Linked DNA regions of Mus musculus: regions 1 and 3 are each linked to region 2. A link is a loop called in an ENCODE intact Hi-C map of the cell type or tissue named here. Cell type or tissue: left cerebral cortex. All regions are shown on one strand. Region 1 overlaps Prkce (protein kinase C, epsilon). Region 2 overlaps Prkce (protein kinase C, epsilon). Region 3 overlaps Prkce (protein kinase C, epsilon).

Region 1 (8,000 bases), 56 kb after region 2:
CTAGTCTAGCTAGCCAGCTTGCTTGGGAGATCGCTTGTCTCTGCGTCCTGAGGGTGGTGATGACCGGCAGGCCGCAGCTTGCCTGAATTAATGCAGGTGTCATAGATCTAAACCCTGCTAAGTCACATTTGCCCAGTGAGTGCTCCTCCCACCCTGCCATATCTCTGGCCCCAAGTTGACCCTTTTTCGACGTAACTCCTCTTCCTGGAAATGCAAACCACTGTCAGGAGGACTGGAAATATAATATAAGTTGTCTGCCATGAGCTCTCCTTTCTGCTGAGGGCTCCAGACCTGGGTTTCAAGGTCATCCACAATAGGCAGCATCAGAACTGGGTGTCAGCTAGAAGGACTCGGGATGGCTCTGCATCCTAAAAACTGGATTCAATACATGAAATGCTAAGATAGATTAGAGAAGCTTTGGAGTCCTGTGATGTTGATGGTTGAATCTTGAACTCAACAGATGAATCGCCTCTCCTAGTGAAAAGAAGTTTGTATTTGATTCTCTCTTTTTGCAGACAGCGCCTTACTTTTCCTGCTCTGAGGCTCAGCTGGAAGAGCCACCTAAAATGCCCACCAGTTCCCAGAATCCACATCGTCTTCGCTGTCACTCCTGCAGCAGCTGAAGGGACCCGTGGAGACAGGTGCACCCATCTGAAGTTCTGTATGCATGTATACAACTTGTGGCAGTTTTACACAGACATATATACTCCTCTCATAATTAAAAAGGTGTTCTTCTAAAACAAGACAGGATATTCTTACCTGGTATAAATGAGAGCCAACCAGACATAAGCTACACCCACAAATAAAAATAAGCCACAAACAAAGAGAAGGAGACATTTCACTCCCAAGTATCTCTCTCTCTCCCCCACCATCTGTTTAGTGGCATATTTTGAAATCTGAGACCTAGTGCTAGCAGCAGGCAGAAAGTTTACAGAATCCTCTCTGTAAACAGTGGTATGTATGCATCTTGCTGGAGCTACAAGCCACCAGCTGTAGTTAATCAGTAGGAATTTAAATCCTGAAAGGAATGGGGGGGGGGGCGGGTTAAATGGTATTTTAATTAAAAAAAAAAAAAAAAAAAAGACCCGGGCTGCACCTGAGTTAAATATTTGACTCACCCTAAGGCTACACCTCTATTCACACTTGTCATATTATTCTTCCTATGATCCAAGGCAGAGAAGGAGAGAGAGAGACAGAGAGAGAGACAGAGACAGAGAGAGACAGAGAAAGACAGAGAGAGAGAGACAGAGAGACACAGAGAGAGAGAGACAAAAGAGAGAGAGAGAGAGAGAGAGAGAGAGAGAGAGAGAGAGAACAGGAAGGAAGTAGGGAGTCTGGAGAGAGAAGCAACTGGTAACTGCTGAGAGGCAAGTGGCCAGCTGAGTGAACAGCCTTGGGAAGCATGGCTCACACACCACAGGATGTACATAGGAACTAGCAGCTCTTTCCAACTGCACTGCTTCCATCTTTGGCCATGTGGATGGCAGGGTGGGAGGTTAGGAGACAGGCATGTTTGGGGCACACCAAATAATTACAGGAGCCCTAGGGCAGCCCCCCTCTTACCACCAGCAAAGAATGAAACTTTCCAGGAGGTTGGTGGAAACAGTGGACGTGGGTCCAGTCACTTGAGATCCTGCACGCTGACTAAAAAGATGGTTGAGAGAAAGAGACTGCCACAAGTCTCTGAAGGAGTTGAGAGCTGTAGGTTGGGAGCAAGTCTGGATTCAGAAGTGGAAGTCGCCTGCATGGTGTGGCTTTTACAGAGCTGTTTTGCTCAGGCTTCCATACCAAATCCTCTGCTGGGTGCGAATCACCAGCTCACCAAACCACCCAACCATACCATGAACTGGGGAACATTGGTCCATTTCACAGTGACAGATGATTGACAGCAGTGTGGCAATGGTATTTGTCCAACATCTCTGCCCTACAAAACTCCCTTATAGGACAGCTCTGAGTCCAACTGAAACAAAATGCAAAATAAATCTTGGCGACCCACAAGGCCTGGATGAGAGACTCACATTTTGGAGTTCTTGATCACCTGCTAAGCAATTCTAGTCCACATTCTTCATTTTTTATTTATTTCTGCACTGGGGTGGGGGAACATGCTAGCAGGGATTGAGTCTAGAACCTCATGCATCCTAGTCAAATGCTCCATCACTGAGCTACAATCCCCCAGATAGGCCCTAGAGTTTATAGCCTGGAGTGATTGGGAAAATAACTCTCAAAGAGGAAATGGAGGGTGTCTCATGGGAGGGGAGTCCCAGCCTCCAGGTGGAAGGGGGAAGAAGGCTGGCCCAGAATGACGAGGGCTCACATGAGCAAAACGAAGCTTCCAGTCTCAGGGGGAGACAGGGATTCCCGAGGGCTAACCTCAGGGGCATCACGCTGCAGTGCCTCTCAAGCTGTCTGTTGTAATGGACCTGTGTTTGCATGATCCTCCTACACAGTCGCCTGCACCTTTCATGCGTATCTCACGCCATAGGTGAGCCACCTATGCGACAACCATCATAGCTATTTTTCCTTACGTTGCTCATCAAGATGAATCTAACCATTGTTGCCCTTGGGCACTGTGGCTGTGGCAAATGGCCATAAACATTTCTAAGTGCTTCAGTTTCTCCTCTTGCCTTTTTTACTAACGAGCAGCAGACTGCCCAACGTCCACAGCATTCTTGAGTGGCATTTGGAAGTGGAGCTGGAGCCGAGGAAGCACAATAAGGCAGTTGAATCATCGTGTGAGTCCCAGGGGACTGTACCCATTTTACAGCATTATAAAACTATGAAGAAGAATGTCCGGATCTGAGTGTGGTGTCTCATGTCTGTAATGCCAGCATTCCACAGAAGGTTCCACAGAAGGTAGCAGTTTCGGGGCTAGCCTGAGCTACACGGAAGGCCTTGTCTTGTTAATAAACAGCAAAATAAAAATGGGATGTCTGGGTGAACATTGGCAGAGCTGGGTTCTAATTCATTGAAGAGTCTGATCCTACTTCCATAAACTTGAATTTCCCTTTTAGAAGATGGTGGGCTAGCAGGATGATGTTCCTAAAACTACCCCCAGCTCCCAGACATTGAGCTTCCTCTCCAGACTCACAGCACCACAGACGACCCGTGCCCTTATGAGTCCTCAGCATTTCCACCGTGAACTACCAGCTCCGACACAGAACATGCCCAAGATCACCTAGACATCAAGTTAGACAAGTTCAAAATGGAACTAAAAAATCGACCCTATGCTCTTGAAGTCCTTGCCATGTGTCATCATGATCCCGTCCTTCTGGTTGCTAGGAAGAAGCCCTTTGGGGTCATCGCCGACTCTTCCCTACGTCCCCCAATCCACTTACGGCATGTCAACACACTCTGACTGTACATGACTCAAAATATCCAAAGTCTACTTCTTCTACCACCCTGATCTGGCTGCTGTCATCACAGCGTGGCTCAGCTCTTGGTCCTCCGTTCCTCCCTTGTACTGTCACTGTTTCTTACTATCCGTTCTTAACAATGAAGCCAGAAAGGCCACATCAGACCTCAGGTCAGGCCATCCCTCTGCCCAGAGCCCAACTGTGGCTCCCACCTTTCCTTGGGGTCAAGGCCAGATCCTCAGTGTGACCCTCAGTGTGATGGTACTCAGTGTCCCACTGAGCTGGCTCTCTGCTCCTGCCCTAGATTCTTCTCCTTCTTGGCCCACGCTGGCTTTCTCATGTGCAGGGCCTTTGCACTCCTGTCTTCTCTGTCCGAGCTGTCTTTCACACCTGCATGATTAACTTCACCACCTCCAGATTTTCCTAACTCACCTCCCTCCCCCACTACCCACTTCACTCACTCTCTGCCCCACCTTTTTTTTTTCTTCATTTTTCCTCCCCTACCAAGTAAGATCCGTCTTTGGTATTTCTCAGGGGAAGAGCTTGGTCTGTGCTTATCCTTGCTGTCTACAAAGCAGATAAACGACAGAGGGAAGCAGGGCCTGCTCTGGGTGGTCCAAGGCCCTCAGGTGGCCTGGGGGAGGAAGGTCCAGTTGATGGGGAAGAGGTCGGCTTCTCCCCTGAGCTCCCTGGAGACTGACTGCTGCTGGGAAGTCCCCTTCTAATCCCTTAAACCCTCATCACTGACCTGGCTTGGAGAGGGGGAGCTGCTTCTGCTCCGTGTCTCTACGAGGGAGAATGTCCCCCTAGGAAGGTGTTTTTAAAGCTTAATCCCATGAAACCCTTCAGCTGTTTACCTGAATCCTATTTAATCTCCCACGGAGAGATGCCTCTAAATCATGGGCTCTGGAGGAGGCACACAGCCCCGGCTCCTCCTCTAAGATGTTTTCTATTGCTTCTGCTGCGGGAGAAGCAGGCTTTCACTCCCATCAAGCGAAGCAGCACGGAACAACAGAGCAATTATTTATAGTGTTTTTCTCTCAGCGCTAGATTATCTAACCGCGGGTTTCCAAGGACATTTAATCTCCAACAGGTAAAAGGCTTTATCCATTCAAATGCTATTTCTGAAGAGCCGCCTGGGCCACAGCTGCACTTGCATTTTGTGACTCTCCTCGCCCTGTGATTCGTCCCCAGCAGGGAGGACAGGAAATGTTCCTTAAACTATGGCCGCACACAAATGAGTGGCTCCTGGAGGAGGACAGAGGTAGGCCAGGCTCAGGCTCCCTAGTAAGGAGGCTTCCCATGGGGGGCTAACTAACCACCTGTTTTGTCCTTTCTTAGGAAACCATAGGATGGGATATTGGTAGTGTGGTTCTTTGGCAGGCCTGACTTTAAGAAGTGTCTTTAACAACAGCCTAGAGGACCAGGCAATACACTGTACACAAAGACTTACTTCCAGGAGTTGCCGCTCCTATTCTCATAAAAAAAAAAAACCTGGGGTCCACCCCACACCAAGGACCAAGTACCCAAACTTTGCTCACCTCACTGAGTCACTACAAGCCAAGGAGAGAAAAGCACACCACCTTGGGTTTAGAACGGCTGAAGAAACCTCCCAAAGTGACAGGGCCAAAGCCGACGGATGCTGGACGCACATGAACCAAGGGTGGGTGGGTCCAGAAGCTGCACCCTGGGCACATACACGCCTGCTCTGTGTCAGACCTGGTCCCAGGATCCTAAACCCGGGGCAGGAACAAACACTGATCTGCATGACTGAGAAGGGAAATGAAGATTCCACCCCGCCCCCTCAAGAGGGGATGTGGACATTTTCTTATTTAAGAGGAATTTAGCTGCTCGAATCAAATAGTTGATGTTGAAATGTGTACATAAGAGAAGAGGAAGTGGCTTCATTCAGTTATGTTTTCAAGACATGGACATCTCAGGGCGCTCAGACATACCAATGCGTGACGCTCGCGGCTGACTGAGATGCCACAGGACCATTCTTCTTGGAACAACAGGCAGACCGTGTCCTGGGGACCACTTCTTTTCTCCCCACCTCAGTGCTTTTTCAGCAGCCTGGCCACCCATCCTGCCCACAGCCACCCATCTACCCCTGGCCTGCTTCCCAGGCGCAGTAGAGTAGAGTAAGCCTCCAATAATCTTATAAGAAAAATTTCAGGTAGGCTGAGTCCTTCTGAAGCAGGTGCCATGTGCCTGAAGCTCACAGCAGGTCCAAATACCTGGTCTCATGGTTAAGGACCCTCCAGAGAAGACCAAAATGGACCACAGAGAGACTGCCCGAGTGTAGAACTGTGCTTAGTAGCGCGGTTACTAAGCATGCTCATGTGAGTGCTTCAACATCTCTTCATTCAGGTCAGCCGAGAAGTGAATGTCCTTACCTTATGTGGTGTGACTATGAGAAAGGGCTCCGCCCAGGGTCTGTCACAAAGTAAGTGTTTAATAAATGTGAGCCGAGGGGGGGCGGGGGGGGAAGGCTGTTAAGCTATAACTGGCAGCAGTGTGTGGGTTTCATAGCTATTAGCAGCAATTAGCAGTATGGCACGCAGACCCTCAAAACGGTCTGAAGAGGCCCACATGTGTGGCTCTCACAGCCAATCCTCTTTCCCCTGAGGACATGCAGAGCTGGCATTCACTGTAACTTGGTCATAATGACAAGAACGAAGGCGCCTAACATTCAGCGCCAGCTGCATCAGGCTAAAGCTGTTAGCGAACTGGAGTTACTCTGGATGGTTTTTATAGTTGAGGTATTTAGTCAAATGCTCTAGGAAGGGTTTGATCAAAGAGTTGTATCGGTTTAGACTCAGTTATGGAACTTGGATCATCAACTCTGAAAACCTCTCTTTTAATCCTTGTCCACAGGACCATAGACCCAAGGCCACAGAGCTAAAGATTCTACCAGTTCTTTAAAATGCAGAATTTCAGGGGCCGGGAGACAGAGCTCTTCGTAAGTAATCAAGCATACTCACTGTAGATTCATTGCATCGATTACTAGGGTGCCCAAGAACAACTAATTCACTTAGGAAGTACGTGCTCTCGCTCTCTCTTCCTCTCTCTCTTCCTCTCTCCTCTCTCCCTCCCTTTCTCCCTCCGTCTCTTTTTTGTTTTTTTGAGACAGGGTTTTCCTGTGCAACCCTGGCTGTCCCGGAACTCACTCTGTAGACCAGGCTGGCCTTGAACTCAGAGATTCTCCTGTCTCCGCCCCTCAAGATTGTTGGGATTGAAGGGACGCGCCACGACTGCCAAGTGCTATTTTGTTTCTCAACAGGAAAGGAGAGTCTGGTGTTTGAGAAGGACGGGCAGTCTGCCGCCAAGCTGGGCTCTAGAATTTCCAAGAGAATCCTTAAAAGCCCCAGAAGCTCCAGATAAATGCTCCTAATAGGCATGGGGGGGGTCTCCCTTGACCATCCCCACATGCACTGAGAAGCCCCCTCCAGCTTGGACACAGGAACTTGGGTAGTTGAAGCCGACCACGGTTTACAGTGGACCCGACCCGAGTAAGAGTTGAAGACAGTGTGCATGCAAGTTGGGCAAGCATTGTTCATACAGATAGAATATACTGGCAACCCCTAAAGCGACCTCCCTCTAACTGAGGTGGTATCAAGAGCCCCAGAAACAACAGTGAGCTGGGGAGTGTCCTAAATATCTGTCCTTCAGAAGGCAGATGGGACAGTTTGATGGTCTCTGTTGTCAACATGAGGAGATGAGATGGGCCTTGGTTTGTAAAGTCCACCCCAAGCTTGTCTGTGAGGCTGTTTCCAAAGGGGACTAGAACCTGAGGGCTCTGACATAGTTGATGGCTTAACCCACTGATGGACTGTGTGAGGTGGGAGAACCAGCAAAGGGGGGTTGAGGGGGGTGGGTCTGGCTGCAGGAAGGTCAGAGGGAGGAGCATGCTGGAAGCATTAGCAGGTCTAACTCTGGCTTACTCCTAAGAGTGTTCTGCTCTGTTTCTCATCTATCATGCTGTGTGTGTCTCTGCCATGCCCTCCTGGTATGATGCAGTGTAATTCCGGAAACTGAGCAAAGCACTTCCCCCTTTCAAGTTCGTACATTGGGTATTTGGTTAGAACTGCAAGGCACACAGGGGTAAGACCCCGACACGGGGCTCCTGATTATCACATGCCCCCCTCAAGAAAAGAGGGTCCACTGCTTGTGTAGGGAACCAAACACCTGCCATGCTCTAGTGCTCAGCTGCCCCACCCAGCACTCGAATATGCACCTACAAAGCCTTCCGTTGTAAAGCTAATGAACACGGTACTTGGAGAAACCCACAGCGCTGAGGTACAGAGGTCAGGTCCAAATGAAAGGAGAGATGGGCCTCCGTGCAGTTTCAGGGGCACCCTCCTGTCCTGTCCTCCCTGTGGATGTGATGTCCTTCACAGCACCTCCGTGCAGTTTCAGGGGCACCCTCCCGTCCTGTCCTCCCTGTGGATGTGATGTCCTTCACAGCACCTCCGTGCAGTTTCAGGGGCACCCTCCTGTCCTGTCCTCCCTGTGGATGTGATGTCCTTCACAGCACTGGCTAGCAGAGAAACTCCCAGGCAAAGGAGCCTGGAGATCTGCAGCAATGCACGAGAAGCCCAGGGCCCCCAGCCTGCCGGCTCCTGCAGGAAAAAGGCTCCACCAAAG
Region 2 (8,000 bases):
AATCCAGCACGTACAGTGATGGATGTGTGTCTGTAAGTAAAAGAATGACTTGAGCTCGGGAGTTTGAGGCCAGCCTGGGCAACATATAAGAGCCTATCTAAAAGGAATAAAGACCAACCAATCAAAATGAGGGAAACGTGAATGCACCTAAGCATATAGATTTAAAGCAGGGCTGGAGAGATGGCTCAGTATTTTTTGGTCCTTGCTGCTTTTCCACAGGATATAAGTTTGGCTCCCAGTACCTATGTTGGGTGGCTCACAACCACTTGTAACCCTAGCTCTGGGAATGCAACTCCCTAGCTTCTATGCTCTCTCTCTCTCTCTCTCTCTCTCTCTCTCTCTCTCTCTCTCACACACACACACACACACACACACACACACACACACACACACAAACTAGAAAATAAATTTAAAAAGCTTAAAGCATTCTAGATGTTAGGCAAACTGTATTATGTCCCTGGTCTTCGTTCTGCAACCCCCAACTGGGGTCTGTCGGGATCTCAGAGTTGGCGTCAATGCCAGGGAAGTTACGAGAGGTACAGATAAGAACACAGATAATCAGGAGCACAACTCTGTGCTTAGCAGCCTCTGAACAAGCATGGTAAGCGACCTTCAGCTAAACCCGTGGGCACTGTAACCCAGAGCAGGGCAGTGGACAGGAGAAACGTAGACACATCCCCTTGCCTCAGGTCCTCAAATATCCCTATAGCCACCTCCTGAGGAACCACCAGTGGGGCAGCTCTGATCTCTCACCTGCTGTCTCTTTTGTACCCATGGATTTTTTGAGGCACACAAAGCCAGCCGTACAACAGATACATTGAGTGGATTCCTTCCAGGCGCCATGAATTATCTGCTGATGGTAGTCTCCCTAAATCAGTCACGAGACAGTCAGGTCCATGAGCAACCTGCAAGTGTGAGGTCATCTTCAGACTCTGTAAGAGGCATTTGTGCTAAAAGGTAGACAGCAGGAGCCTCCCTGGGAGTTGCGTGAGTGTGGGCAGACGTTCTGGTTTCACGAAGCAATATATGATCACTGTCCTACCAGGAACAGGCAGGACAGGGTCCGAGTAGGACTGGATTCGGGAGTCATTCCTATGTTTGTGAGATTTATTGGATGTTCAAGGTGAATCACCAGGGACTATTCTGGATCTGTCACTAACCGTGTAGTTTTGGTCACTGCCCCCACTCCATCTTTAAACCAACAAGCAGGAGCAGCGTACCTCCAGACTTATCACCCTGTGACTCTCTAACCCCGAGTGTTTCACCAAAACAGAAGCCAAGCCCTTTTAACTCACCCCATGACATGGTGTTCTGCTATCTTTAGACTCCATAGGTCCCCGCTTTTCTTCTGGGCTGTCACGTAGCATAACAATCGGGTGACTGATATGCTGAATTGGGAGTGTCACCTGCCTGCCAAGGATACTAGTAGACTTTGCTCACATTGTATTCTCCAGAAATGACAGCATGTAACCTTTGGTTTGCCCATTGGTTTACTGAATGGTTCATAAATGCAAAGTACTTGGAGCCATCCTGGCCTAGACACTAGGCTGGACATCCAGGAACACAGTGCACTAAAGCCAGGCCACACCCCCAGGGGGGGATGTTCTATGGAAATGCAGGAAGTAAACGCAACTAATGTACACTATAGTTCTACAGGGAAGGCCTGAGCACATAGAAGACAGAGGCAAGAGGTCAGGGGGGTAAAGATGAATGATGCAGAAGGAGGGGAGACAGAGGCGCAGAGACATGGAACTAGAAGACAGTGTTCCATGCAATTCTCAGAAAGAAAAACAAATCGCTGATGGATCTCCAGAGTAAAAAGAACCCCCTGAGAGTTGGAGTTTTCTAAGCATCGAGCTTTGGAGGGCGTCACAGTAGGACCTTTATTTAGCATCTTACTGCTAAGTCACCCACCTAAACACTTTTCTGTCTCCCAAAGAGGAGCAGATGCTCCCAGCATCTTTACTCAATCTTGGTTCCTGCTGCCCAAACATGGTCCCTGGGGTGGGGGTGGGGACTAAGTGGGAACTGAGCATGGCTACAAAGGTACAAAATGGAGAGTACACATGGAGTAGGATTATTTATATGTGGGCATCTTTACTTGGAGGGGGGGGGGGGAAATGCTCCTCTATCGTGTCTTAGTGTCTCAGACTAAGACTAAGGCGCAACTCATGTTTTTCACTTCTCTAGTCCAATTAGCTGCATATTTTTAGCACGTGTTATATAAGGCTCATCTGCCCAAATTCGCTGGCTTGGGGGCCTTTCCTTCCTTTCGTTTCACTGGTGGACTGACCCTCGTGGTAGGATGACGAGCGGATCATGACAAGTCTGTAAATAGCCTGCCCGGGGAGGGGTGGATGGAAAGAGCCCTGGAGATGAAGGGAGGGCTTGTATTTGGTGTGCCAGGGCTAAATCTAACCCTTCTAAAAGGGGAAAGCAAAGAGAACGCACAATTCCAAACTGAGCCGTAGAGCGTTATGAAAAGCTGCTCCGTCTACAAAGGGCACCAAGAAGCAGAATCACAGCTGAGACAGGTGCCCCGCAGCGCTGCTGGAGAAGCCCCCAGGTGGCCTCTGTCAGCGGAAGCAGAGTTTAAGGCTGGTAGAGCGGGAAGTGGTTCCACTACCACAGAAAACACATCACCTTTCTCAGGGCAGGGTTAGCAGCCTTTGAGTAGAAGGCTCTTCCATCACTGCCATACCCTGCAAGCTGGAGGGGCCGAACAAGGAGCCTGGATGATGTACCCAAAGAAGTTTCACTTTCTGTTTCAGTGTGCAGCACCAAGGCTAGGAGTCTCAACGATGCCCAGGACCAGACCACTTACCCCACATTCAATTTACAGAGATTACCATTTAGGCCATCGTACTTTACCTAAGTCCTTCTAAAACAGCAGTTCTCGGCCTGTGGGTCATGACCCCTTTAGCAAATATCTTCCAAAGTGTTTACTCTATGAATCATAACAGTAGGAAAATTACAGTTATGAAGTGGTAATGAAATAACCTTATGTTTGGGGGTCACCACAACCTGGGGAACTGTATTAGAGGGCCACAGCACTAGGAAGGCTGAGAACCACTGCTCTACAACCCGGTACTTAGAGAACAGAGTCTAGAAAGGCTTTTAGGGATGGAAGAGAGGACCTTAGCAGTCAAGGGATTAATGGCTAGGGGTGCGGCCTTACAGCCCTACAAATGACATTCAGAAGCCAGTCAGCCTTCCCCTAATTCTAGGCACATCACAAGCAAGCCTGAGTACACTGGGGCTCTTCACTTTGCACCGCCCAGGCAGGCCGACACCCTCTCTGTTCCTCTAGTGAAGGTGCCACAGTGGGCAGCTGCTTCCTCAGAAGGATGCACCTGTGTAAAGTCCTGGGCACGTCACAGACCACCTGAAGTCATCCTATAGCCAATGGAAGGATAAAGTGGTGCCTTTCCCCAACATCCATCGGCAGGTAGCAATTACGGGCTTGGCTACGGAATGAGATGACAAAATTCCCATCTACTGCAGGAAGGAGAACTGGCTCTCTTCAAGAGACTGCCTTCCTGCTGACGCACAGTTCTGGGGATGAGTTTCCTTCTCCAGTGCCCTTCCCCCTGATCTGAAGTGGCATGGCAGGTGGCATACCCTTGGGCTAGCACTTACAGCTGGGTGCTGCCTGTGAACACGAGGTCCAGGTTCTGCCTCCGGTGCTGGAAACAGTCTCAGCGGTTCTTGTCAGACAGAGCTGGACTTTCATCTCTTTGCTGTGCAACCTTGAGGGAAGGTGTTCTACTTATACAATACTTTTTTGACTATTTAAAGCAGAGGAGCTAACTCCTGCTCCCCAGGGAGGCAGTGAGGAATCTACCAGGTAATGCACGTGGAGGTGACTAGCACAGAGTCTGACCCAACAAGGCAATGTGCAGGGGTGTCTGCGTGCGTGTGTGTGCGTGTGTGTGTGTGTGTGTGTGTGTGTGTGTGCATATGGTATGTGTGTGCATGGTGTGTGTGTGTGTGTGTGTGTGTGTGAGTGTGCATGTATAGTGTGTGAGTGTGTGTCTGTGCATGTGGTGTGTGTGTGTGGTGTCTGTGCATGTGGTGTGTGTGTGTGGTGTCTGTGCATGTGGTATGTGTGTTTGAGTGTGTATGTATGCATGTGGTGTGTATGTGGTGTGTGTGCATGTGTTGTATGTGTGCACATGGTATGTGTGTGTGTGTGGTGTGTGTGTATGTAGTGTGTGTGATATGTGGTGTATGCATGTGGTGTGTGCTTGTGGTGTGTGTGTGTGGTGTGCCCATGTGCTGTGTGTGTGTGAATGTGTGTATGCATGTGGGGTGAGTGTGTGCATGTCGTGTGTGTGTTCGAGTATGTATGTATGCATGTGGTATGTATGTGGTATGTGTGTGTGCATGTGGTGTATGTTTGTGTGTGTGTGTGTGTGTGTACATGTGGTGTGTGTGTGTGTGTGCATGTGGGATGTGTGTGTGTGAATGAGTATCAGTCCTTGTTACACTTTCATGTGCAATGTTCCTCTATAAGCGTATGTGCTCTTCAATCTTGGCTCTCAGTTATTTACTATTTTGGGAGGTGGCAGAACCTTGAGAGGCAGGGCCTGGTTAGTGAAGGTGAGCCACAGAACCCAGGGCTTTGAGGGTCAAAACCAGGCTCTGTCCCTGCTCCCAGCTCTTTACTTCCTGTTTTGGTTAGCACATGAGAAGGTCTGTCATAGGCTTCTGTCACACCACACCATCCCTGCCACAAAGACCTGACTCTTAAGTTGCTCATTGGTGTCTTGTTAGAGCAGTGAAAAGGGTAACTGACAGCCCTCCAACTTCCTGGGCTCCAACAGTAAAGAAAACATCTAAGCTCATCAACTCACAAATGAATTTTTAGCTCCCTTTGTCCAACACGCTTGCCCTGTGTACAGACACATTCCACAGCCATCTCTCTTCTGTGTGCTTCTTTTCGGCCCAAGCACACATACTCAAACTCTCCTGATAGAACCCCTTGGCCCTACAGAAATCCTTCTTGGCCTGAACACTTCCAGCAACAGTTATCTACGACAGTGACAAGAGACACAGTAGTATAAAGGAAAAAAGGCACTGATGTTCAAATCCTTATAGATCTTAGCCTATTTTTCAACCAGAGACAATTAAGATCAAATATGAACTGGGCAGTGATGGCACACGCCTTTAATCCCAGCACTTAGGAGGCAGAGGCAGGTGGATTTCTGAGTTAGAGGCCAGCCTGGTCTACAGAGTGAGTTCCAGTACAGCCAGGGCTATACAGAGAAACTCTGTCTCAAAAAAAAAAAATCAAATATGATTATCTACATGAAAGAGGTATTAAATTGTCAGTACTTTGTAAGCACAGATCTCTTCCTGTTCTTTACCACCACCACCACTACAAACACCCTGCCACTACAAAGATTACTGTCACTAAAAGGCCCCTGTTACTACAAAGACTACCTTCACCACAAGACCACCATTACTCTCCACTGTTGGAGGTTAGTCTGGTACTGCTTGCATTCAAATGCTAAATTCTGAACCGCAAGATCTGGTTCCTCCAAGATGAGCAGATCCTCATGTATACCTGCTTTTGTTGTGTAACCCCCCCCCTCCAAGTTATCCACGATTGGATAATAAAGATGCCTATAGATAGGCAAAAGAGAGGTGGGCGGGGCTGAAAGTTTCCAGGCTTGGGGTCTCAGACAGAGACAAGGAGACAGGAGAGAAGGAAGGAAGGAAGGAAGGAAAGAAGAGGAAAGAAGGAAGGAAGGAAGGAAGGGAGGGAGGGAGGGAGGGAGGAAGGAAGGAAGGAAGGAAGGAAGGAAGGAAGGAAGGAAGGAAGGAGTCACTATGAGGCAGGTGGATCATAAGCACATGGCCGTGAGTGCCGGCCTGTTGGAGTAGGAGCGGTTCAGGAGCAACAAGGCAAATGATATCTCAGGGTTATTGTTAGGGAAGTAGACAAAATAGCAGAGGGTTGACATCTGCTCAGCTCTAGTGCTCTAAGGCTTATTATAAACATAAAGGTTTTGTGTTTTCTGCTTCACAACTAAATGGCCTAAGGTGCAATAGAAACCCCCACTTAATATTTACTGCAACAACCCACAACACTACAATACCCGCCACAACCATTAACTTCACGGCAACGATTGCCACTGTCACCACCACCACACCCACACCACTACCTCCACCACCACTGTCATCACAAAGACTGTCCCCATCCACTTGCAAAGGCACCACCACTGTCAGGGCAGAGGATCCGTACAAGCCGAGTGTGCATGCGACTCGCAGGTTTGTCTGGGCAATCACAACTCACTAGCCTCGCTTGAATCGGGTGGTTACACGTGGTGGCGGCCCTGAATCGTTGTGGGTCCCTCCTTCCCTCCCTGACGCTATCATCCTGGCTTGGGCCCTAGAGGAAGGAAAATTCAAAATTAGCTAGCCAAGTTTCCATGCATATCATTACAAGCCCTAGCAGTCAGCTGCTGAACAGCAGACAGAAGACTCATGCCTGCCAACCTTGTCATTTTTTTTTCAGAATTTTCGAGTTATTTATATCACACAAGCCTGTAAGATATAAAGTCCCCAGTTTCCTTGGATGTAAAAGAATCTGGCACAATACTCCTTTAGAAACTCCTATCCCAAACTGGGCAGTGGTGGTGCACTTGGGAGGCAGAGGCAGGCAGAACTCTGAGTTCAAGGCCAGACTGGTCTACAGAGCTACACAGAGAACCTCCTGTCTCAACAAAACAAAACAAAACAAAACAAAACAAAACAAAACAAAACAAAACAAAACAAAACAAAACAAACAAGGAAACCAAACCAACCAATCAAACCACCACAACAATTAAAAATCGTACTAATATTCTCTGTTCCTGATTGTCTTCACCTAAGTTAGTTTTGCCTCCCTCCCCCCACTGAAGCTCTATCCCTAAACTGGGGCCAGCAAAGGCCTCTGGCAGTTATGGCAAAGCCTTAACATGCTACATCTAATCTCACCCACTGCTGGGAACCTGCTGGGATTGACAGTGTGTGAAGGCCTTGATGAGAAAGAGAAAGCTGTTCTCCAGTGACCTCAGTCTAAACCGTCCTTGCCAAGACATGAACTGCCTGTGCTAGTTCATATCAGTTATCAACTTGACAGGCTCAACGGTCTCCTAGGAGACAATTCTTGGAGCATGCCTACCAGGGACTGTCACAGTTATGTCAATTGAGGAGGGAAGATCCACCCCCCAGGTGAGTTTGGGTCCTGGACTGCATCAAAGGGAAAGCATTCACTGGGCACCAGCAATCACCTCTGCTTCCTGACTATGGATACAAGGTAGCTGCCTCAGGCTCCTGCGGTCAGGATTCCACACCCTGAACTGTGACCCTCTGAACTGTGACCCTTTGAACTGTGAGCCAAAATAGCTCTTCTCCTTTAACTTGTCTCTGTCAGGGCGTTATATCACCAGGAAGAGTCACCAAGGCACTGCCCAAGTTCCAGCTATACACACTGTCCCCTGGGCTCACTGCTAAGCTGGGCAGACCTCAATATACAGCATACACTTGCTGGTTACAATCTGTGATTAAAAACGCAGGGTGCTTGCAAGGAACAGGTGAAGTGTCAGGACAATTTGTTTGCTCACAGAGCGCCTTAGAAAGCAAACGGCTAAAGCCCATAAATAAGAAACTCGACATCTTAAAAGCAATCTTCTGCCTGGCTACCCCGAATCACACTCTAGATATTTCTCTCTACTTCAAGGGCTTAGGGACTTACTCAGGAAGCAACCTGGGTACCATTAAACCCACGGCCCACTCTGTCAATCCGTGCCCTGACTCTCTTCAGCACCTTCAGCTTTTGTATGTAGTCTGTCTACTCGCCCTGGGTACTCATGGCTTCCATGAACCTCAGAGTAACACCCCGGGCCCCATGGCTTGATAAGCCCGGAGTCCCCCAGAGATCTGATAGTTTCTGCACAGTCCAGCCTGCCTTGGGGAGCCCAGACATGCCCCGCAGGGTGTTTCATCCAAGT
Region 3 (8,000 bases), 70 kb after region 2:
CCCGAGCTTCATACTTTGAATGTCTGTGTATCAGATGGCCACAGAGAGAATGAACCCGTTAGCCACAAGCCAGGGCAAGGCATTGGTGGCTCCCAGAACTACACCCAGAACAGTGAGAAGCAGACATAAACATACACGAGAGGAGTGAACAGGCGTTTGTGAGGCAAGGACCCAAACCTGCAGGCTTCTGCGGGCTCTCAGTATCACTAATCACCAGATGTGACCTATTAAAATGACACTGGAGAACAGAGGTTCTTCTGCATAGGCGTAGAAAGCTCCTCGCAGGGAACCACTGAGTATCAAACAGGAAGCTCAGATGCAGACACAGGACATCTCCCTTGAAGCTATTGATCAGAGGTGTCCAAGAGATCCCCTTAACCATACAGATTATTCCTGCTGGACCTGGTTGTCCACCAGAACTTGAGGGGAAGAGGCTATTGCTGAAGACACTATATTTACACTTTGGACACAGAGCTTGGAGAAATCATTATGGCATTATCTAGAAGACTGCAAAGGTCTATGTGGGTGGCTGGGACCTCCGGGTAAGGTGCCAGCAGCCTTACCCCACTGTGAACCCTCTGAACTACTACTCACCTGGCAAACTATGCCCACTGGAGTAATAGTAGCACAGACGTCTCGGGCTGGGGTAGGGCATCCAACAGCTATCTGACTAGATTTAAGGTCTGCTCAACAGAGGAAACTCGTGCCTGGTACTGTCAACTGAGAATCCATGGCTAGACAGGTCATGGACTCTACTATCATTCTGCTGAATTGATATCTGAGTACCTTACAGATACTTAACCTCATACCCATAGATTGGTCCAGCTCTATCCTTTAGCAGAGAGGCTGATGGACAGAGGTTTACACAGAGGAACACAAATGATCAAACAAGTGACAAGAATGTGTTCATCCCCAAAGCATCATCTATATCACATTCCCAGCCATTGACTGAGGAAATGCCATGAGGGACCACAGCAAAACCGAATGAGCTCAGGAGGACAGCTAGAAAAGAAAGGGCGTCTTCTGGACAGGACAGGCAGCTGTGCTCATCAGCTCTCAACAGCAGTGGTGCCTACACACGACTCGCACAAGGTCAGTCCAACCAATATACCAGTGTGGATGATGATGATGGAGGGCTCACAAGGCATCAGCCCTAGCTGAAAACCTGCACACACTTGACAGCTGCCAGGCAAGAGAAAGTTGCTAGTTTCCTTCAGTGGTGGGACCTCATGCTACAGCCTTATATCATCATACATGCGGGTAACACTAACTTGTGTGTACATGTGTGTGTGTGTGTAGTGTGTATGTGTGTGTGATGTGAATCTGGGAAAAGACAGTGAGAGGGATATGGGAGGAGTTGGAAGGGAAGAGAAGGGTGAACTTGACCAAAATAAAATTCATTTACGTATAAAAAATAATAAAAATTAAAACTACAATGTTAATTTTAAAATCTGATAACACAGGGCTGATAGTTTTAAAATCTGATAATACAGATGACTTAGTGGTTCAGAGCACTGGCTGCTCTCCCAGAGGACATGGGTTCAATTCCCAGGACCCACATGGTGGCTCATGACCATCTGTAAGTCTAGGAGGCCCAGTGCCGTCTTCTGGCCTCTACAGGTGCTAGGTATGCACATGACACATGATATATGACATATATGCAGACAAAATACTTCTATAAACTAAATAATATTTTAATTGTATAACTAACTATCAAGAAGATATAAAGCAAATAGTTACTGTAAATCCATCTGCCAGTAGCAGCCATTGGTATAAAAACATTTTGCCAAGGAATACATATATCTAAGAGTCGCCAAGTCAGCCCCCTGGTAAGTAACCTAAAGAAACTGCAGTTATGCTCAAGTGTGCCCAAATACAGCACTGTCCTTAACAGGAAAATCTTAAGAGGGCCAGAAAGGAAAGACTACGTGAATGAATTTGACATAATTCATCATATAATAACATACAGAAACAAAACCTAGCCAACCATCACTGCACACTCCAAGGAGGATGAGACTGGAAGGTGTGCTGTTAAACAAATTACAAAGCACTGATGCCAAGTATTTAAATGAGGTTCAAAGCAAATAACTCATTGTTTAAGAATATATGTGCATGAGCAGGTAAAACCATAAATTACTGCAAGAAAAGAATGAACACAAATGCAGGTGAGCAGGGGGGGATGTAAAACAGTGGGCCGTAGGCTATTCCTAAACTGGATCTTGCACACACATGATATGTGAGACATCGTGTATTGTCAGAATTAAAATCGTACAAAGAGGGGGGCGGGGCAAGGCCCTCGAGGTAGGGACAAACGTAAGAACTACAAAAAAATCTTTGTTCGATTGTTAGTTTTCTAAAGCAAAGGTGCCCGCAGGCTGCAGGAAGGGTTTTTTTTTTTTTTAATTTATTTAAAGGGTCCTGGTTTGATTTAAATATCTAAAGGTTCAAAATTTTTAAAAAGAGAAAATTTTTGCAGGCAGAGCTAGGTGCTTCTGGTTAACCTGGCAGTGGAGTGGCTTCCTGAGCTATATAATTACAGGCAGGAAGAGGTCAAGCCGCTGGAAGGACGCCTGTAATTAAGCAGGCGAAGTCTGTCTTCCAAGTCCCGGAGGCTGTGACAGCAACCCCAGTGACCCCAAACCCACCGATGGAAGGCAATTCTTGACTTTCATCCATTTAACCTTCAAACAGTGGCACGGGCCAAATGTACACCCAACTGTGAACAGGCAGGGACCTTCCACAGCCGGCTTTTACCTGCCAAGCATCTGTAAGCCCTCCACAGCCTAGCTGTCTCACTTGGACAGCAGCCATTCCTTAACTCCCATAACAAATATATCCTAAGGATGGCTGGATCCTACACAGCCTGAGACACGCCATTATGGCAGGGTCAACGGAGGCAGACTTAGCATGGCTTAGAATATAAGTGGTTGTGCACCTACAGAAATACTGCATTGCTTCATATCTTTTTTCTTAAAAAAAAAGAATAAAAATAAAAACAGGAAGAGAAAAAGTGACTGTTCTCCTCACAATGAAAAGATAGATACCATGTACTTTGAAACATCAAGGCCAATAGGAACAAACCAGAAAACCTGTACTCTCACTGGACCCTCAGCATCTAAGCAGGTTGGCGTGTTCCCCAACATGATTAAGTAAGAAAAATATATATATATGCATTTTTAAAAGCGCAAAATATTGGAGATACTACCAAAGAGTGTGTCCAAACAATGAGACATAATGAGAGGATTTTAATGCGTTTTAGCTCTCCGGTAATGAAATCCTGCATCACAGCATTTAACTCAATTATTCAACTTCTATTCCTCTGGCTTTCAGATGTATTTTTAGAAGCATCATGTGCAGACTTGGAGTGCTGCCTCTTTACAAAGCCGCTGCGGGCTCCTCCTGCACACGGAGGTTGAATCCAGCCGCCACCTGCCAGGCTTGGCTTCTTGGCTGCTGTTGCGTGAACTTTTTCCTGGGGAGATTCAAACAAGGGACTCCTCGCCCTGCATAGGGTGTCCATGACAGATCACGGCATGGTTCCATCAGGGTCCCGTCTGGTGAATCAATGAGTTCATTGGCTTACTTAGAGAACTTAACTTAGAGTAAGTTGCTTACAGGAGTGTGGCACCCTGGTGGCAGTCACAGCACTGAACACTCAAACCCCCTCTCCCCCCCACCCATAGCTGCACAGATGGAGTCCCCTGTCAGTGAAGCCTCTACTACTCCACAAAGGCTGCTGCAATTAGGGCAGAGTTACAAGCAGATGGAATGCTAGAGGACATCCCTTATCTCTCAGGTGAGGGTCTAACTGCCCTTCCCTTGCCCTCCTTCCCTGAGGGGATGTCAATAGACCACGTCCCGAGGGTCATTCCTGAGAAGTCACAGCTACTTTTGACAGAGATGACAATGGCTGCTATGCCTGAAGGACAAGGTTGAGCTTCTACAGATGTTTGCTTTGGGGACTTAGGTTCTCACTGTGCATGAAGAGCCGGGAATCCCACCTCCTGTAGGTAATCTTGTGGTTTGTCCATTTGGGGCAATCCATCACCACCTAGTTGAGAATCTTACTGCTCCCTAAAATACAACCTACTCTGGAGGCAACCCAGGTTTCTTCTCACGAGCATGGCTTCTAGGCAAGCGTTTCCTGAGTTAGAGAAGAAAAGGTCCTTGCCTCCTGGCACACATGAACAATCAGGACAGAAGGCGAAGAGATGGCAGTGTCGGTCGCCATTTTTCTTTCTCCTGGGATCTGGGCATCAATGCACGCAAAGGACTACTCTTTAGCAAGCTCAATATCATATCATAGCCATGTGATAGAGTTTGAGGCACAACAGTGAGTCTTTGGGAGACATTTACTCTACTCACAGGAGTCTTCACAGGAGGGGCTGGCGCAACATGGAGGCATTCAAACATGGGTCTTTAAGAATAACATTCAAGCCTTTTTTTTTTTGTCATTTTGAGACTGCATTTCCCGGGCCAGCCCAGGCTGGCCTTGAACTTATGATCTTCAGCAGCAGTGATTGATTGATTAGTCATTGCACCTGGCTTCAACACTAAGTTTTAACATTTCCTCTTTTTTCTTAAGGTTTCAGGGAACATAACTACCCTGAAAAGCTAAGGCGAATTCCTTTCTCTCTTCCCCATTATTTTACCTACTCAGCCTTTAAAAGACTGGTGCAGGGTGTGCGGCTGCGGCTTCTGGACTAGACAGGGCCTCACCCGAACTTTCCTCAGAATACAAACAATAAAAATAGATGAGGACATACGTGTAAAGAATGCCTGGGGGAAAATATGGGGCTAAGGACCAGCAGGCATGAGTGGGATCTGACAGTGTGGGAAGACTCCCAGGAGGAGGCAAACTTATAAACTCACTGAGGTTTAAAAGATTAGAGGAGGAACTGAATGAGCAGGGAGGGCCAGGGTATTGTAACTGGGGAGGCAGTGAGGTAGCCTCGAGTCCCACTAATAAGTACCTGGCCCCGCAAGCCAGCTTAAATGCTCTGTCCACACCCACCCGTGAGACGGCTTGTACACTGGAACGCGAAACAACTATTATCCAAAGCAAAGTCAGTCACACGCCTTATCTATCCCAATCGTTTCCTTTAAAGGTGACACTCTTGCCTCTTACTTTCATTTAGTCACACATCCGTTTAACGAACAAGTAAAAATTATGCCCCTACTGTGTGCTCTGCCCCTGATCCAGAACTTTCTCTTTTCATGAAAAGCAGTATCGCCTGCTTATCAGAGAAGGGACACACGGAGGTAAGGTTTGGTGCGTTTCTTTAATGAAAGCCGCAGGAACCAGGAGAAAAAGTGCACGGTGGGATCAAATTCAAGCAGCACTCAATACTTGGGGGTATTTATAGAAAAACAATCACAAAACCAAAAAAATCCAATATCCTGATGAGTGGGTCCCAGAAGGCCATTGCAGGGCTTTGTTTTCTGGCTATAAACTGGCTCTTGTCCTTGCTCTGGAGAACACAGCTACTGCCGGCCCACTCTGCTCTTCAGCAGGCTGCTGAAGTCAAGTGACCTGCTGGTGGATCCTGGCGGAGTCCCCTCCCCAGGGAGGAGGAACTGAGACTAGAAAAAGATGCACCCACAGGGTGGGTTTTGGGGCGAACTCTTGGGGGGTGAGGAGGAAAGGAGCTGGGAAATTTCCAGTTACAACTGCTATCTGCTGAGCATGGTTTGCAAGGGACCCTAGGGACTACCGTCTCTTGCTATTCAAAAGTGTGTTCTGGTGACCAGCAACACGGCATCTCCTGGAGCTGATCAGCCACATGGAACCACCAGCCCCAACCCAGGGCCCACTGAGTCGGTATCTGTGTTTTCATAGCATCTCTGACGGATTCAGCTTTAAACTCCTTAAGCCTCGTTTCGTCTAGATGTAAGGAGGAAAGCTACATGACAGATCTCTTTGGATATAAATAATAATCTCCGCTCTAGAGTCACGTGAACCTCCTTCCTTTCTCCAGGAGGGAGAGCTTAAAGGCACAGGAAAAAACTACACAGCACATCCTCACCCTGTGCAGCGAGAAGACCACCTGGAACCAAAGAGACTACGGGGCTTGTTGCTAGACATTCTCCAGACCTCTGCCTTTTTCGCCGGTGCCCAGCAGACGGTGGAGTCAGAGTATACAATTGTTTTGTTTTGTTTGAGACAGGGTTTCAGTATCTAGGCTTGGATGGCCAAGTCTTGTTCTGTAGAACAGGCTGACCTTGAACTCACAAATATGTGTCTGCTTCTGCCTGGCCAGCACTGGGGTTAAAGGTGTGAGGCACCGAGCTCAGCTCAGTATATACTTGTTGTATGTATTGGTAAACCATAAGATTAGCTCACTGTAAAGTAGGAACTAAAATAAAGATTCTAATCTCTCTCTGTCTCTCTCTGTCTCTCTGTGTGTCTCTCTCTGTCTCTCTCTGACTCTGTCTCTCTGTCTCTCTCTGTCTCTCTGTGTGTCTCTCTCTGTGTGTCTCTCTCTGTCTCTCTCTCTCTTACACACACACACACACACACACACACACAGAGAGAGAGAGAGAGAGAGAGAGAGAGAGAGATGTGTGCAAACCCTAAAAGTGAAGATAATTTCCCTTGAACTCACTTCCTCACAATTTCAAAGGAATTCACTAGGGGTGGCAATGGCTTCTGTAGCAGAGACGTCATCCCTCTGCACTACACGCCATCATTATTGCTAGTGTCAGAGACAGACCGACTAGAAGGCCAGGGAAGAAGGTCTGACCCACTGGCAGCCACTTGCTCGCTGTTGATTTTGTATAGCCCCACCCCCACAGATGAGAACCAACATCTCCCTTCTATTCCACTCCTCCTTCCCTCATTGGAAGCACCATTCGTCTTCTTCTCAAGTAGCTAAGGTCCTGGACATGCAGAAGTAACACGAATGCTCCCACTATCAGGAGCTCGGCTTCTTCTGATAGGAGGAGGCAAAGAACAGGACAAGAAGCACAACAGTGTGTTGCAGCTGCTGGTGGGAACAGGTGTAGTGGAGCCAGCAGTAAGGCTCTCCCCCACTGAGACCTCTCCCCTGAGCAGAGTCAATGAATGGCAATCGCTAGCACTGCTCTGGAGTGATCTCCTTCAGGCCACGTGGCTAGCCTAAAATGCAATAATAACAGATACTATATTCTCCTTCCTTGGTTGAGGGAACAGAGCTGCTGCTCACAGGTGATCCTCTCTGGGACTTGATTCGTCAAATGTTTCCATATCAGCAATCTATTTGATTTATACAGACATGTAGTTATCATATACCCAATGTATACAGGCACTCTACTCAGTCCTAAGACACAATAAACAATAAAACAAATCCCTGAAGATTACATTCAAGTCTCTCCCAGCTTTCCCACCCGTCTGTGTGCATATATAGAGAATGTCTCTGTAATGATACACCAATCACTGGGAACAGTGATTATCTCTGGGGAAGGGATAAGGAAATTTGAGAAGGAAGAAAAATATTCTTGTCTAGTTTATCATTTATGTGTATGGGCTATTTAAAAATTATTTAGGAATAATAAAGAAGAAATTAGGTGGAAATGTGACTGTTCCCTTATACAGAGGGACAATGACTTGTGTCTGGCTAGGGATTACAACCGGCTCCAGAAATCCCTGACAGAGAAATAACCCACTGAATAAATACAGATCACACATGTAAGGAAAAGGAGCCCCCTTTTCCTTACAGGATTAACACTGTCTACACATTTACTGCTCAAGAGACCCCTCTAATAGACAATGAGATATATTAAAATTAGAGGTTTCCTCGCACAGGGCCTTAGTGGGGACTCCATATTCCCACAGTGGAGAAATAGGCAGGCCCAGTAGCCCATTACCATAGGTACCGAAAGACCCTTAGCAGTTCAATTCCACGGAGCCGCTGCTTTTCCTTGCTAGGTCTGCTTACTACATTGCTAATGTGGTGTTTCTGGTGGCAGCTCTCTATTTGGTAACTGTCACTGCTTGTCCCATGCTTGATCATATGTACACA

What was found. A loop is a pair of places that touch in the nucleus more often than their neighbours do. Peaks named below come from ENCODE experiments on the same cell type or tissue, not always from the same donor. Only the 100,000 strongest peaks of a DNase experiment are listed, where the experiment ranks them.
Region 1: a loop joins it to region 2, with 2.1 times the contacts of the local background. A loop is called at or near these places in 5 of 42 quality-filtered maps.
Region 3: a loop joins it to region 2, with 2.1 times the contacts of the local background. A loop is called at or near these places in 6 of 42 quality-filtered maps.

Annotation. Positions count from the first base shown.
Region 1 is chr17:86,376,001-86,384,000 of GRCm38, reverse strand. The region is part of intron 2 of Prkce (protein kinase C, epsilon); the gene reads right to left. Among named protein-coding and RNA genes, the nearest start is that of Gm30284, 65 kb to the left of the region's middle. In left cerebral cortex, a CTCF peak has its summit at 4,424; DNase peaks (open chromatin) are centred at 575, 833 and 4,373; H3K4me3 peaks cover 273 bases; H3K27ac peaks cover 1,009 bases.
Region 2 is chr17:86,432,407-86,440,406 of GRCm38, reverse strand. The region is part of intron 2 of Prkce (protein kinase C, epsilon); the gene reads right to left. All of the region lies in intron 1 of Gm30284 (a long non-coding RNA gene), which reads left to right. Among named protein-coding and RNA genes, the nearest start is that of Gm30284, 8.6 kb to the left of the region's middle. In left cerebral cortex, no CTCF peak of the experiment used is centred here; DNase peaks (open chromatin) are centred at 1,935, 2,319, 3,480, 6,446 and 1 more place; H3K4me3 peaks cover 883 bases; H3K27ac peaks cover 3,015 bases.
Region 3 is chr17:86,362,519-86,370,518 of GRCm38, reverse strand. All of the region lies in intron 2 of Prkce (protein kinase C, epsilon), which reads right to left. Among named protein-coding and RNA genes, the nearest start is that of Gm30284, 78 kb to the left of the region's middle. In left cerebral cortex, a CTCF peak has its summit at 3,612; DNase peaks (open chromatin) are centred at 2,784, 3,381 and 5,894; H3K27ac peaks cover 2,341 bases.